Regions from separate parts of the Homo sapiens genome. Here region 2 is linked to region 1. Evidence: chromatin contacts called from ENCODE Hi-C or POLR2A ChIA-PET data. All regions are on one chromosome and are shown on one strand. The core of a region is the stretch at or near the end of the contact, and the rest is flanking DNA. Distances in the headings are between cores, read along the strand shown.

Region 1 (6,464 bases), core at 1,603-4,102:
AGGTTTTGATCCAGATGGGCTTTTACCTGGAGGCTACGGGGAAGAATCCATTTCCAGACTCTTTCAGGGTGTTGGAGGAATCCATATCCTTACAGTTGTGGGACTGAGGTCCCTCTTTCTTTGTTGGCTGTCAGCTTGTCTTAGTGTGCTCAAGTGCCATAACAAAATACCACAGGCTGGTTTAAACAACAGGCATTTATTTTTTCACAGTTCTGGAGACTGGAAGTCTATGATCAAGGTGCCTGCATGGTCACATTATCATGAGGATGCTCTTCTGGCTTATAGATGCCTTCTGGCTGTGTCCTCACATTGGAGGGGTTGGGGGAGCAAGAGAGCTGTCTGGTATCTCTTCTAAGGGAACTAATCCCACCAAACCAGTATCCCAAACTCATGACCTCATCCTACCCTAATTGCCTCCCAAAGGCTCCATCTGACAATATCATCACATTGGAGGTTAGGGTTTCAACATATAAATTAGGAGAGGAGGGACACAAATATTCAGTCATAGGACAGCTCCTGGGGCTGCCTGCCTTTCTTCCATGTGGCCCCTCCACCTTTAAGCCAGCAGTGACCCTAATGCTTCAGGTCCCTCTGTTTCCTTCTTCTGCCACCAACCAGAGAAAGCTCTCTACCTTTAAGGGCTTATGTGATTAGATGACACCCACCTGGACACTCTCCGTATTTTAAGATCATTTCTGCTGTCTAAAATGATCCTGGGATGATATTTCATCATATTCCAGGGATTAGAGCAGGACATGTTTGGGGAGCAGCTTTATAATTTCTGCCTACTGCATCATTTCTTATCAAGAGAAAGTCCCTCTCCCTCTCCCTCTCCCCCTCCCCCTCCCCCTCCTCCTCCCCCTCCCCCTCTCCCGTCTCCCTCTCCCTCTCCAGTCTCCCTCTCCCCAGTCTCCCTCTGATGCCGAGCCGAAGCTGGACTGTACTGCTGCCATCTCGGCTCACTGCAACCTCCCTGCCTGATTCTCCTGCCTCAGCCTGCTGAGTGCCTGCGATTACAGGCGCGTGCCGCCACGCCTGACTGGTTTTCGTATTTTTTTGGTGGAGATGGGGTTTCGCTGTGTTGGCCGGGCTGGTCTCCAGCTCCTAACCACAAGTGATCCGCCAGCCTCGGCCTCCCGAGGTGCTGGGATTGCAGACGGAGTCTGGTTCACTCAGTGCTCAATGGTGCCCAGGCTGGAGTGCAGTGGCGTGATCTCGGCTCGCTACAACCTCCACCTCCCAGCCGCCTGCCTCGGCCTCCCAAAGTGCCGAGATTGCAGCCTCTGCCCAGCCGCCACCCCGTCTGGGAAGTGAGGAGCATCTCTGCACGGCCGCCATCCCATCTAGGAAGTGAGGAGCGCCTCTTCCCGGCCGCCATCACATCTAGGAAGTGAGGAGCGTCTCTGCCCGGCCGCCCATCATCGTCTGAGATGTGGGGAGCGCCTCTGCCCCGCCGCCCCGTCTGGGATGTGAGGAGCGCCTCTGCCCGGCCTCGACCCCATCTGGGAGGTGAAGAGCGTCTCTGCCCGGCCGCCCCGTCTGAGAAGTGAGGAGACCCTCTGCCTGGCAACCGCCCCGTCTGAGAAGTGAGGAGCCCCTCCGCCCGGCAGCCACCCCGTTCGGGAGGGAGGTGGGGGGGTCAGCCCCCCGCCCGGCCAGCCGCCCCATCCGGGAGGCGAGGGGCGCCTCTGCCCGGCCGCCCCTACTGGGAAGTGAGGAGCCTCTCCGCCCGGCAGCCACCCCGTCTGGGAAGTGAGGAGCGTCTCCGCCCAGCAGCCACCCCGTCCGGGAGGGAGGTGGGGGGGTCAGCCCCCCGCCCGGCCAGCCGCCCGGTCCGGGAGGGAGGTGGGGGGGTCAGCCCCCCGCCCGGCCAGCCGCCCGGTCCGGGAGGGAGGTGGGGGGGTCAGCCTCCCGCCCGGCCAGCCGCCCCGTCCGGGAGGTGAGGGGCGCCTCTGCCCGGCCACCCCTTCTGGGAAGTGAGGAGCCCCTCTGCCCGGCCACCACCCCGTCTGGGAGGTGTACCCAACAGCTCATTGAGAACGGGCCAGGATGGCAATGGCGGTTTTGTGGAATAGAAAGGGGGGAAAGGTGGGGAAAAGATTGAGAAATCGGATGGTTGCCCTGTCTGTGTAGAAAGAAGTAGACATGGGAAACTTTTCGTTTTGTTCTGTACTAAGAAAAATTCTTCTGCCTTGGGATCCTGTTGATCTGTGGCCTTACCCCCAACCCTGTGCTCTCTGAAACATGTGCTGTGTCCACTCAGGGTTAAACGGATTAAGGGCGGTGCAAGATGTGCTTTGTTAAACAGATGCTTGAAGGCAGCATGCTCGTTAAGAGTCATCACCACTCCCTAATCTCAAGTACCCAGGGACACAAACACTGCGGAAGGCCGCAGGGTCCTCTGCCTAGGAAAACCAGAGACCTTTGTTCACTTGTTAATCTGCTGACCTTCCCTCCACTATTGTCCTATGACCCTGCCAAATCCCCCTCTGCGAGAAACACCCAAGAATGATCAATAAAAAAAAAAAAAAAAGAAGAGACAGGGTCTCAAAAAAAAAAAAGAGAGAAAGTGAAAGAATCAAGGAGATTTTTTCATAATATGTTATTACACAATATTACACAATAATGTTATTGTGTAATAACTGTCACCTCTTAGGATTATTGTTAGATGCCTAGAATATCATGTATAAGAAAATGCATTGCAAATATAAAGCCCTTTAGGGATCATATCTCTTATAGACAGAGTGAAGGGCTGGAATGAGCACAGATTCATAGAACTGGAGTTTGAAATTCACCTCCACCACTGGTCAGTGACCTCAAACATCCTCTCCTTTGGGGAGTTTTATTAATTGCTACCACTAGGTGTCACCTACCCAGCTGGAGAGAAAATAAAGCTCCCTGAGGCTGGGAGCTGCTTGGGACTTGAGACCTGTGCATTGTACAACCCCTGGGAGATTTGCAAGCCTGGAGCAATCTGGAGGAATTCAACTCTTCCAAAAGAGTGAGCAACCGATTAGCTTTGGAAGGGGCTTATCATCAGTGTAGGCAGGTGGTGGTGACAGGGGCCTGTGATGGTTTTGTCACCTCCCATGGCCTGGTTGTTCTGGCTGGGAAGTGAAGTGCTTGCTTGCCCTGCCAGCCTCAGCAGTGTATTTTGGTGCCCTCGAGAACTGGGGTGGATGGCATGAGCCAAAGAGAAAACCAAAATGCTGACATTGACATCACAGCCACTTTTAGGGTCCAAGGGGTAGTGGTGGAATTCTTTGTTGCCAAGGATTCTGTGAGGCTTGGCTCTCAGGACCTGGACCATGGCTAGTGTTCCTCACTGGGGCAAACACATGAACTCTAGATACAGTCATGAACTTGGCATGAGGGGGAAGAGCCACTGCAGGAGGTTTGAGTGCAGAACTACCGCTGGTGCTACTAGAATATAAATGACTTGCAAAAGACAACCCTTGCCATAGAGAGCTCTCCTGCAGGATGTAGGACACAGACTTAAAAGAGACAACTCTAAATTTATGCTTATTATCTGTGGTGGTGAAGTGAGCTCCAATGTGAGGGAATACATGTTCATGTGTGCTTTTTTTTTTTTCTTTTTTGAGACAGAGTCTTACTCTGTCGCCCAGGCTGGAGTGCAATGGTGCAATCTCGGCTCACTGCAACCTCCGCCTCCCAGGTTCAAGTGATTCTCATGCCTCAGCCTCCTAAGTAGCTGGGATTACAGGCGCCCACCACCACACCTGGCTCATTTTTGTATTTTTAGTAGAGATGGGGTTTCACCATGTTGGTCAGGCTGGTCTTGAACTCCTGACCTCAAGTGATCTGCCCACCTCGATTTCCCAAAGTGCTGGGATTACAGGTGTGAGCCACTGGGCCCGGCCACATGTGTACTTTTTTAGCACTAGACTCTAATTACCTAAATTCTGTAGAAGTAACTGCCAATAGCCTTATAACCAATGCCACTGAAGAAAATATGGACTACACAAGTTTAAAAGTTTATTTTTATTTAAACTTTTTTAAACTTTAAAAGTTTATTTTTTAACTCATATAATCTCTATACAGAAATCACCAAAGTTTCAACAACGTAATGTTAGATGGGATGTTTCAGATTTTTTTTAAGAACACACAAAAAATGCAAAAGGTAAATTATAAGTGAAATGATTTTTTTTAACCACGGTTTATGAGAAAGTTGGTCTTGAGAGTTATTCTCAGAAGCTGGGATCTCAAAAAGGGCATTAGAATATGAAGAAATAGCAGAAAATTTTTTTTGTTTGTTTAAATCTGCCCAAGTATCTAATGCATTCACTAAATCAATGTGTCAAGGGCTGAGGAAGATGTCCGTTGCAGGCATGCCTCAGTGATGCAAGAGAAGCCAGGATCTGTGACTACCCCTCAGACCCCAGGCCTTTCTCTCTGCTGGCTTGCTCTATGGTAGAGACTTGTTCCTTGAGCAAACACTGATTTCCCTTTGCCAGTAACTCTCGGCCTGTGTCCAGAACGTAAATGCATAAAGTAGTGTAAAACCCCATCATCTGTGCATGCACCTGTCCCTTCTTAATCTAATTTATAATCAGACCATTTCCCCAGAAATCCTTGTTTCTGCTCAGCCATGACAGGCCTGAGTCATTTTATTTTTTATATTAGAAATAAATTTGGTAATGAAAGAGCTTTCTGGTACTTGCAAAGGTATAACAGTAATCTTTGGCATTTTTGAGTTTTTACTGTGTGCTTTATAACCACGACATTGACCCACTGACATAGATATTATTGCTATACCCCACTTTATAGAAAGGTGAGCCCCTGGAAAGCAGTATGGCAATCCTCAAAGAGCTAAAAGCAGAACTACCATTCAACCCAACAATCCCATGACTGGGTATATACCCAGAGGAATATAAATCATTCTGCCATAAGGACACATGCACACGCATGTTCACTGCAGCACTATTCACATAGCAAAGACATGGAATCAACCTAAATGCCCATCAATGACAGATGGGATAAAGAGAATGATAAAGATGAAAAGACAAGAAAATGATGAAGATAAAAGAAAATGCATAGTATTTCATATACTCCATGGAATACTGTGCAGCCATAAAAAAACTGAGATCATGTCTTTCATGGGAACATGGATGGAGCTGGAGGCTCTTATTCTCAGCAAACTAACGCAGGAACAGAAAACCAAATACTGTATTTTCTTACTTATAAGCAGGAGCTAATGATGAGAATTTATGAACACAAAGAAGGAAACTACAGACACTGGTGTCTACTTGACGGCAGAGGGTGGGAGGAGGGAGAGGAGCAGAAAATATAACTACTGGGTACTGGGCTTAATTCCTGGGTGATGAAATAATCCGTACAACAAACCCTCGTGACATGAGTTTACCTGTATAACAAACCTCCACGTGTACCCCCGAACCTAAAATAAAAGTAAAAAAAAGAGAAAGTTGAGGCTCAGAGGGTGCAGTAACCTTCCCAGTCACATGGCAAGGCTGTAGCCTAGCAGGATTCCCACCTGGGGTCCAGGCTCCAGGCCCTGTACTCTGGTGCCTCTCACTACTATACCTCTCAGGAAGCGTGTGCTCACCTGAGTTTGTGCCTGGAGCCCCCATGTGCCTTTGACGGTATGATGGGAGCATGTCACAGGCTAGCACTCTGAAAGGGTAGTCATTGGCCCTTCACTTGTACGAGATGAACCTTCACCTTGATATCTGCCTTCTCCTGCCCATTTCGGTGGCAGAACTGGTTTTTCAAAGCCTCAGTTTCTTAATTGGTGGAATGGGTCCAATTTTTTCGCTGCTTAGAACTCCAGTGGGGTATTATGAATCTTAAATGAGACAATATATAGTCATGTGCTTGTTAAACTATAATGCAATACCTCATACCAGATGTTATTGTCAGTGTAATTATACCTTATAATTCCACTTTAATAAAAAATGAGACCTAAATTATATTTTTCCTTGAAATTACATTGTCCTGTTCTGAAAAAGAATTACTTTTCTTTCCTTGCCATGGTTGGGGCTTTCAAAAAAAGAATTACTTTTAGATTCTTTTAAAAATATCTAGATTCTATTTTGCTTCCTGACAGATATTTTCCCAGTTTTGTGTTTCCTGTGGAGGAGGGGGAAAGTACACCGTTAAAAACAATCCTAGAGAGCTTTCTTGCTTGGCACTAAGATAGAATTTAGTTGGGAATCTCTACTAGGGCTGCGCTGACATCCTTATTCAGCCTAGTATATGGGAACGTTTTGAGATAAATTCTTGATCATGTAAAAGAGATTATTTTAAGAGCAGAAGTCAGGAGGAAACATGCTTCCTGGCTTTTATGATTACCTTATCTGGGCATAATAATAAGCTCTCCCTTGTAGGCCACTTTTTCTTCCAGAATGTTCAAGAATGTAGGTTACATGGTTCAGTTATAATAACACTTTAAGAACACAGTAAATCAAATTGCATTGCCTAAAAGT
Region 2 (6,464 bases), core at 1,602-4,101, 250 kb after region 1:
TATTTCCTCATGTGAATTTTATACTTACATATTTACACCTCCACACATGATATAGTCTATTTTGATAATATCTTCAGTTCTTCATAGTTAGGATTTTATTTCCCCTCCTAAGGAAATGTGCAATCAAGCCAGGCATGGTAGCTCTTGCCTATAATCCCAGATACTTTCGAGCTGAGGCAGGAGGATCTCTTGAGGCCAGGAGTTCGAGACTAGGCTGGGCAACATAGCAAGACCCCATCTCCTAAAAAAATAAAAAATAAAAAGGAAATGTGCAATCCTAAATGTGTTGGAAAACACGGGTCCTTCCATACGGAGATCTGGTGTGTGACTGACTCCAGCCGCACTTTGCCCCCACAGCTGCTGGAGAAGGGCCTCCCTAGTGTGCAGCAGCCCCTGCTCCAGGTGATCTACAGTCTTCTCAGCTACATGGACCTTTCTGTCGTTCCTGTCAAACAGTTCAATGTGGAAGTTCTGAAGACAATTGAAAAATATGTGCAAGTGAGTACTTGGATAACTTCACTAAGCAACCAGTCGTTCTAAAAAGATGGAGGCTTTTCCTGTAGCTTGGCTACAAAACCATCTGGGTGCCAGGCCACTCATTCATTCCTTGACATCCATGGCACAGCCAGGGCAGTTAAGAGTGGGAGTTGGCCACACCCTGAGTAGTATTCTGAAGAGAATGAGAGCACAAGACCCCGGCACACTCCGGTGCCTTTAAAAGGCACATTTCCGCCTCTTGGGGCCACAGGCTGAGTATTGAAAGCACACGCCTGACTTGGAGGGCAGAGGCAGAGTCTTGGTTTTTTTATCCCGTTTCAGAGAAGGAGAGGGGACAAGGAACTGTAGGAACTTTCACATGTGCCGGGTTCTAGGCCCGGTGTTTCAACATGTGAAGGATTATTCAAAGGCTAAAACTGTCACTTTAGAGTTGAAGAGTGGTTAAGAAACTTGCAGAAATATACTTGAAAATACTGCAACAAACAAACAAAAAACATTTGTTTGAGGGGATAAATAAAACAAGATGACAAAATGTGAATAGTTGATGAATAGTACAAAGGGATTCATTAGACTAGTCTCTCGGTTTCTGTGTATATTTTAATATTTCCATAATAAACAGTCTTTATGTATATTTTTAAAACCAAGAGACTGGCTCCAAGATTTCAGTTAGTAAAGGCTGGAGCTGGTATTTGGATCCAAAGCCAGTGTCTTTGTTTTATTGTACCAGGCAGCCTCCCTGGCAGGATACTTGGACATCTCCAAACAGCTACAGATTGATTTTTTTTTTCAAAACTGAGTCTCGCTCTGTCCAGGCTGGAGTGCAGTGGCACAATCTCGGCTCACTGCAACCTCCACCTCCCGGGTTCAAGCGATCCTTCTGCCTCAACCTCCCAAGTAGCTGGGACTACAGGCGTGTGCCACCACGCCCGGCTAATTTTTGTATTTTTAGTAGAGACAGGGTTTCACCATATTGGCCAGGCTGGTCTCGAACTCCTGACCTCGTGATCCACCGCCTCGGCCTCCCAAAGTGCTGGGATTACAGGCATGAGCCACCACGTCCAGCCCAGATTGATTCTTAAAGCCGTACTCTGAGAAGACCAGAAACACAATTTATTTTAATGAAAATAAAAATAAATATCAAGGCCAGGTGCAGTGGCTTATCCTGTAATCCCAGCACTTTGGGAGGCTGAGGCAAGAGGATCGCTTGAGGCCAGGAGTTCAAGACCAGCCTGGGCAACAAAGTGACACCCCATCTCTACAAAAATAAAAAAAATTTTAAAAATCAGCAAGGTGTGGTGGTGCACACCTATAGTCCCAGCTACTTAGGAGGCTGGGGAGAGAGTTTCCCTTGAGCCCAGGAGGTTGAGGTTACAGTGAACTGTGATCACACCACTGCACTCCAACCCGGCCAACAGTGATAAATAGGAAGATAGGAATATAGATAGATGGAAAGATAGCTCAAACACACCAGGACGAGTTTCTAGAGCCTGGAAGTTAATCTAAAACACATGACCACAGACTAAAGCAGGGAGGCTCCAGGCCATGGGAGTAGTGCAGGGCCACGATGGGGTTAAGTAGAGAGCGCCTAGCTCAAGAGCATAGACATCCTTTTCTCTATATTGTATTTGTCTATTTCTTCTCTGGAATGTACTTTGTAACTTGTAGGATTCAAGGGCAAATGCTAGGTTCTCTCTGGAAGCTCATTGATGAAGATATACCGTATAAATTTTAGACATTCCTTTCCATCTTTACTTCACCAAATTACTTACAGAAATTATTTGATGCTGAAAGTGACTTCCAAGCATTTTTCAAGTGGCGTTGCTGCATCATACTTACACCACATAGGGTAGGCAGTCAGTTAACAGTTTCTCACTTCACTCACAGGAGACAGGTGGTCAGTTGACACCTTTCTACGAATGTGTGCCCCATTTTGTTGTTTAATGAGGCTGTCCATTTTGTCTTAGGCCTGCGGGCGACGTCTGATACTTTTTATCTTAACTCAAATAGTAGCTTATTTCACATTTAAACCATGGCTTCCCTTGCGCAGAATTTAATAGATGTTTTATTTCATGTGCTTTGACTGCAAAGTCCAGGCAAAAAATAATAATAACAACTTTCATCAAATTTGTTTATCTGTGTTTCTAATATTTTTATGGGAGCGGCACACAGTCTGATTGGAGGTTGTCAGAGAAACGAAGATGGTAAAACTGAGTCTTAAATGAAGAGTAGGAATTTGACATGCCAATAAGGAGGGGAAATGTATTCAAGGATGAGGGCATAGCATGAGTAAAGGCACAGAGGCTGAGAGGGCTTGCCAAGTTTGGGGAACTCCAGCAGCAGCCTGGGGGAGATGACCCTTGCAGGCCATGCTCAAAGAGTGTGGACTCCACCCTGTCCACCAGAGGGAGTCTGTGAAGGAGTTTAGTCAGGGAAGTGGCTTGGTCTGAAGAGTTCTAGGAAGATCACTCTAGCTGGATCTGATGCACTTAAGGGCTGCAAGCCAAGACACCAGTAAGGGGCCATTGAGATAGTCCAGGCAAGGCCCAAGAGGGTGCCGCTGAGCCAGTGCCAGCAGGAATGCCGTGGAGGGAACAGATTACCAGGAGGGAGGGAAAGAAAGGGTTAAGAAGGGCTTCCAGATTCCTGAGTTAAGTAATGAGGAAGACAAGAAGTGAGAAGAAAAGAGGGCTGAAGACAGAGATCAAGGTACCCAGGAAGCAAATGGAGCAGGAGGAGCCAGAGAACTAGAAGGAGGACCAAGAAGACTGGAAACCGGAGGGTGGGGAGAACTTTAAGAAAGAGTGAACTGAACAGTCAGTGTCATAAAATGCATTGGGAGCTTTTTTTTTTCCCTCAAATTAAGGAGGTGCCTCATTACCATAATGGTACCTCATTAATAAGAATTTAATTTAGCTGAAATGGACAAAATTGGTCTTTTTTGTTTGTCTCCTAAACATAGCTCCTTTTATATATACATTGTCTTTTTATGTCATTTGCCTTTTACTTCTCATGGAACCTGCTGCGCTGTTTTAAGTCAGTGAATTCTGACTGGTCACTAGCTTCTCACTGGTCATTCTGACATACATTAGCTTTAAAAAAATTAAATTATTTTTAACCCTTGAATGTTTTATTTCCTGCAGAGTGTTCACTGGAGAGAAGCTCTGAATATCTTGAAGCTGGTAGTTTCTCGGTCAGCCAGCCTTGTTTTACCTTCATACCAGCACAGTGACCTCTCAAAAATAGAAATACATCGAGTGTGGACTAGTGCTTCCAAGGAATTACCTGGGAAAACCCTGGACTTCCACTTCGATATTTCGGAGGTACTTAGCTATGTTAACTATTTCTGTGAACTTTAGCATGAATTTGTAGTAGCAAAGATCAAAAGTAGTTGCCTGGAAAAAAGAAGACTTATTTGACAGTTATTTCAAATGAAGATTTCTAAGGGCTAAATTAGGTTTTGCTTTTTAAAGAACCCATTGAGTGTCATATTCACTGGGACTCTCAGTTGGCAGCTTTTAAAAATAGAAACTAGCCTCAGTTATGTAAAAAATGATTTTAAAAAGAGGTATTTAAAAATGGAACGATCATAAGCATTTTAAACCATGACCTTCACTCATTCTTTATCTGACAATGGTCATGTCTTTATATCCACAATGTTTCTCCCTGAATGACAGCCAGTTCAGCAGATGACCGAAATTTACAGGAATATAGACTCCACTTTTATAGTTGCTTCCCCAGTCCACACTATTTTTTAAACAAGTAAAACTAAATTCTTGCCTTGAAGCGGGCAGGGGAGAGAGAGGGAGGAGCAAAAGACTAGGGACCCAAGCTAAGGAGTCAGGAAGAAAAGAAAGGACAGGAAGTAGTCATGTTTACCTGATAGTCCATGAACAAATATTTGGGAGGCTTATATTGAAGTCTAAGGTATAAAATAACTTTGCTTTCACATCTCTTACCCCATGACTCATGAACCCCCAAAGCAGAAACTGTACTCTGTTCCTGTTTATAACCAGGGCTCAGTACAACATCTGGTGCATTAGTAGATCACTAGTAAATATTTCCAAAACTCTGCTGAATGAATAAATTCACTAAGAAATAAACCTGGTGTCAAATACTGCATGTTCTCACTCATAAGTAGGAGTTGAACAAAGAGAATACATGGACACAGGGAGGGGAACATCACACACCGAGGCCTATCACGGGGTGGGGAACAAGGGGAGGGATAGCATTAGGAGAAATACCTAATGTAGATGACAGGTTGATGGGTGCAGCAGACCACCATGGCACATGTCTACCTGTGTAAGAAACCTGCACATTCTGCACATGTACCCCAGAACTTAAAGTATATTAAAAAAAAAAGAAATAAACCTGGTGTGCTTATATGGAACTTACTTGCACTATTATGTAGGTCATATCCAAGTTGGGTTTTTTATACAATGGTCCTCACTGACCTTTCATCATTTCAGTATTCAGGATGAGATACTATTTGCTACCATTGTGACACCTGCATCTATATTTAATATGTAAATAATATTAAGGTTTCAATTTAATCTTGGTCCATTTTCACATTTTTTTTAACCTGGCTAGGGGGAAAAGCTATTTTTTCTCTGCAATTTGAGTTTGTTGTGTTCTAAAGAGGTACAAAAAAACATGCAGCTGGTTAGCAGCATGCTCCAGAGACCCAGAACTGCCCCAGAATGATGGGTCTCAGGAGCCAGGTGTAAAATTGACAGTTTCTGCCACTGCCGAGGTCAAGCCCATGAGCTGGTGTCTGCAGAGGAGGCCTGCTCGGAGCTTGAGTTTGCGAATTGCTGCCTATGCAGCCACCACACTCTGGAGCTCTCAGGAAGTGAAATTTCTCAAGTGCTGCCCAAGTACCTGGCCCTGACCTCAGTCATTTGAATAATTGAAAAGATATAAATAAGTTAAATACATTTTTAAATAATTGAGAGTATATAAAGATTAATGATTAAAAGTTGGGAGAGGGAAAGGAATTTTGGTCTCTTGTTCTAACTATATGAAATTTTTTTCAAGTTTAAACAATCAAAAACTGACTATTTGGTTTCCTGCATGTTTTGCTTCCCTTTGTCAGTGGTTTCTAAAGCATATTAAAGAACAAGCAGTTGCATTTTTCTGCCGCTAAAGAGGGGAGGAAATGTTGAAGATGAAAAACGACTCATAATGTGTACTTGCATGTTGAGAAAATGAGCCCACTTGTAACACTGAACTTCTCTAATCTGATTTTTAATCAAATAAGCAGCTCTTGGTTGCTTCTGGGGAGAAGGGTTTCATATATCACAAAACCATTGAGACAGAATAATGTGCGTTTGTCTTCTTCTCAAGACTCCAATCATCGGGAGGCGGTATGATGAGCTGCAGAATTCTTCTGGGCGTGATGGGAAGCCCAGGGCCATGGCCGTCACCCGGAGCACATCTTCCACTTCCTCAGGCTCCAACTCCAACGTCCTTGTTCCAGTGAGCTGGAAAAGGCCCCAGTATTCTCAGGTATGCAATCCTAGACCCACAGTCCTGGGAGGGAGTTTAGGGACCTGTTGAGTCCATGTGGCTGGGTCATAAGGGATTCCCTCTCACCATCCCAAGGTTGCCCATATAGGTCTCAGCACTTCCAGGGATGGGGTCTTGTGGCATTCCAAGGAACCCATTTGCTCTTTGAACAGTTCATCACCTTGAGTTGAAGTCTGACTCTTTGCTGCTTCTATCCATTGGTTCCAGTTCTCTCAAGGCTTAGAAAATAAAATCTGGTCTCTCTTTCACATGGCAGCCCTTCAGAAATTCTGCCCCTCTGCCACTCTCCTAATGAGGCCAAACAACACATCCTTAGTTCTCCCAACCAATTCTATAGCACTTGGACTCCCAAAGGGTTGATAGGGCTGCACACCCAAAGACCACCCTGTCTGCTGCCCACGGAACAGGCACCTCAACCATGGTGTCCATGCACGGGCTGA

What was found. Hi-C counts contacts between places; a loop is a spot of excess contacts on that map. ChIA-PET counts read pairs that join two places held with the same protein, here RNA polymerase II (POLR2A). Pooled maps may share reads with other maps.
Region 2: a loop to region 1 is called in a pooled map, with 2.4 times the contacts of the local background. The contact joins two enhancer-like sites. A Hi-C loop is called at or near these places in 4 of 168 maps with a recorded cell type or tissue (Caco-2, ascending aorta, colonic mucosa and 1 more), 6 of 37 single-sample maps with no recorded cell type and 10 of 50 pooled maps. POLR2A ChIA-PET finds 5 or more read pairs at or near these places in 1 of 52 experiments (activated CD4-positive, alpha-beta T cell).

What each region holds. Positions count from the first base shown.
Region 1 is chr13:31,998,604-32,005,067 of GRCh38, forward strand. No RefSeq gene overlaps it. Among named protein-coding and RNA genes, the nearest start is that of FRY-AS1, 30 kb to the right of the region's middle. Within about 2 kb of position 2,853, at least 3 of the 41 ENCODE cell types and tissues checked have a DNase peak (open chromatin) inside an H3K27ac peak, as active enhancers do.
Region 2 is chr13:32,243,685-32,250,148 of GRCh38, forward strand. It overlaps FRY (FRY microtubule binding protein), which reads left to right. Exons shown (of 61, transcript NM_023037.3): 47 at 358-498; 48 at 3,639-3,818; 49 at 5,842-6,003. Among named protein-coding and RNA genes, the nearest start is that of ZAR1L, 68 kb to the right of the region's middle. Within about 2 kb of position 2,852, at least 4 of the 41 ENCODE cell types and tissues checked have a DNase peak (open chromatin) inside an H3K27ac peak, as active enhancers do.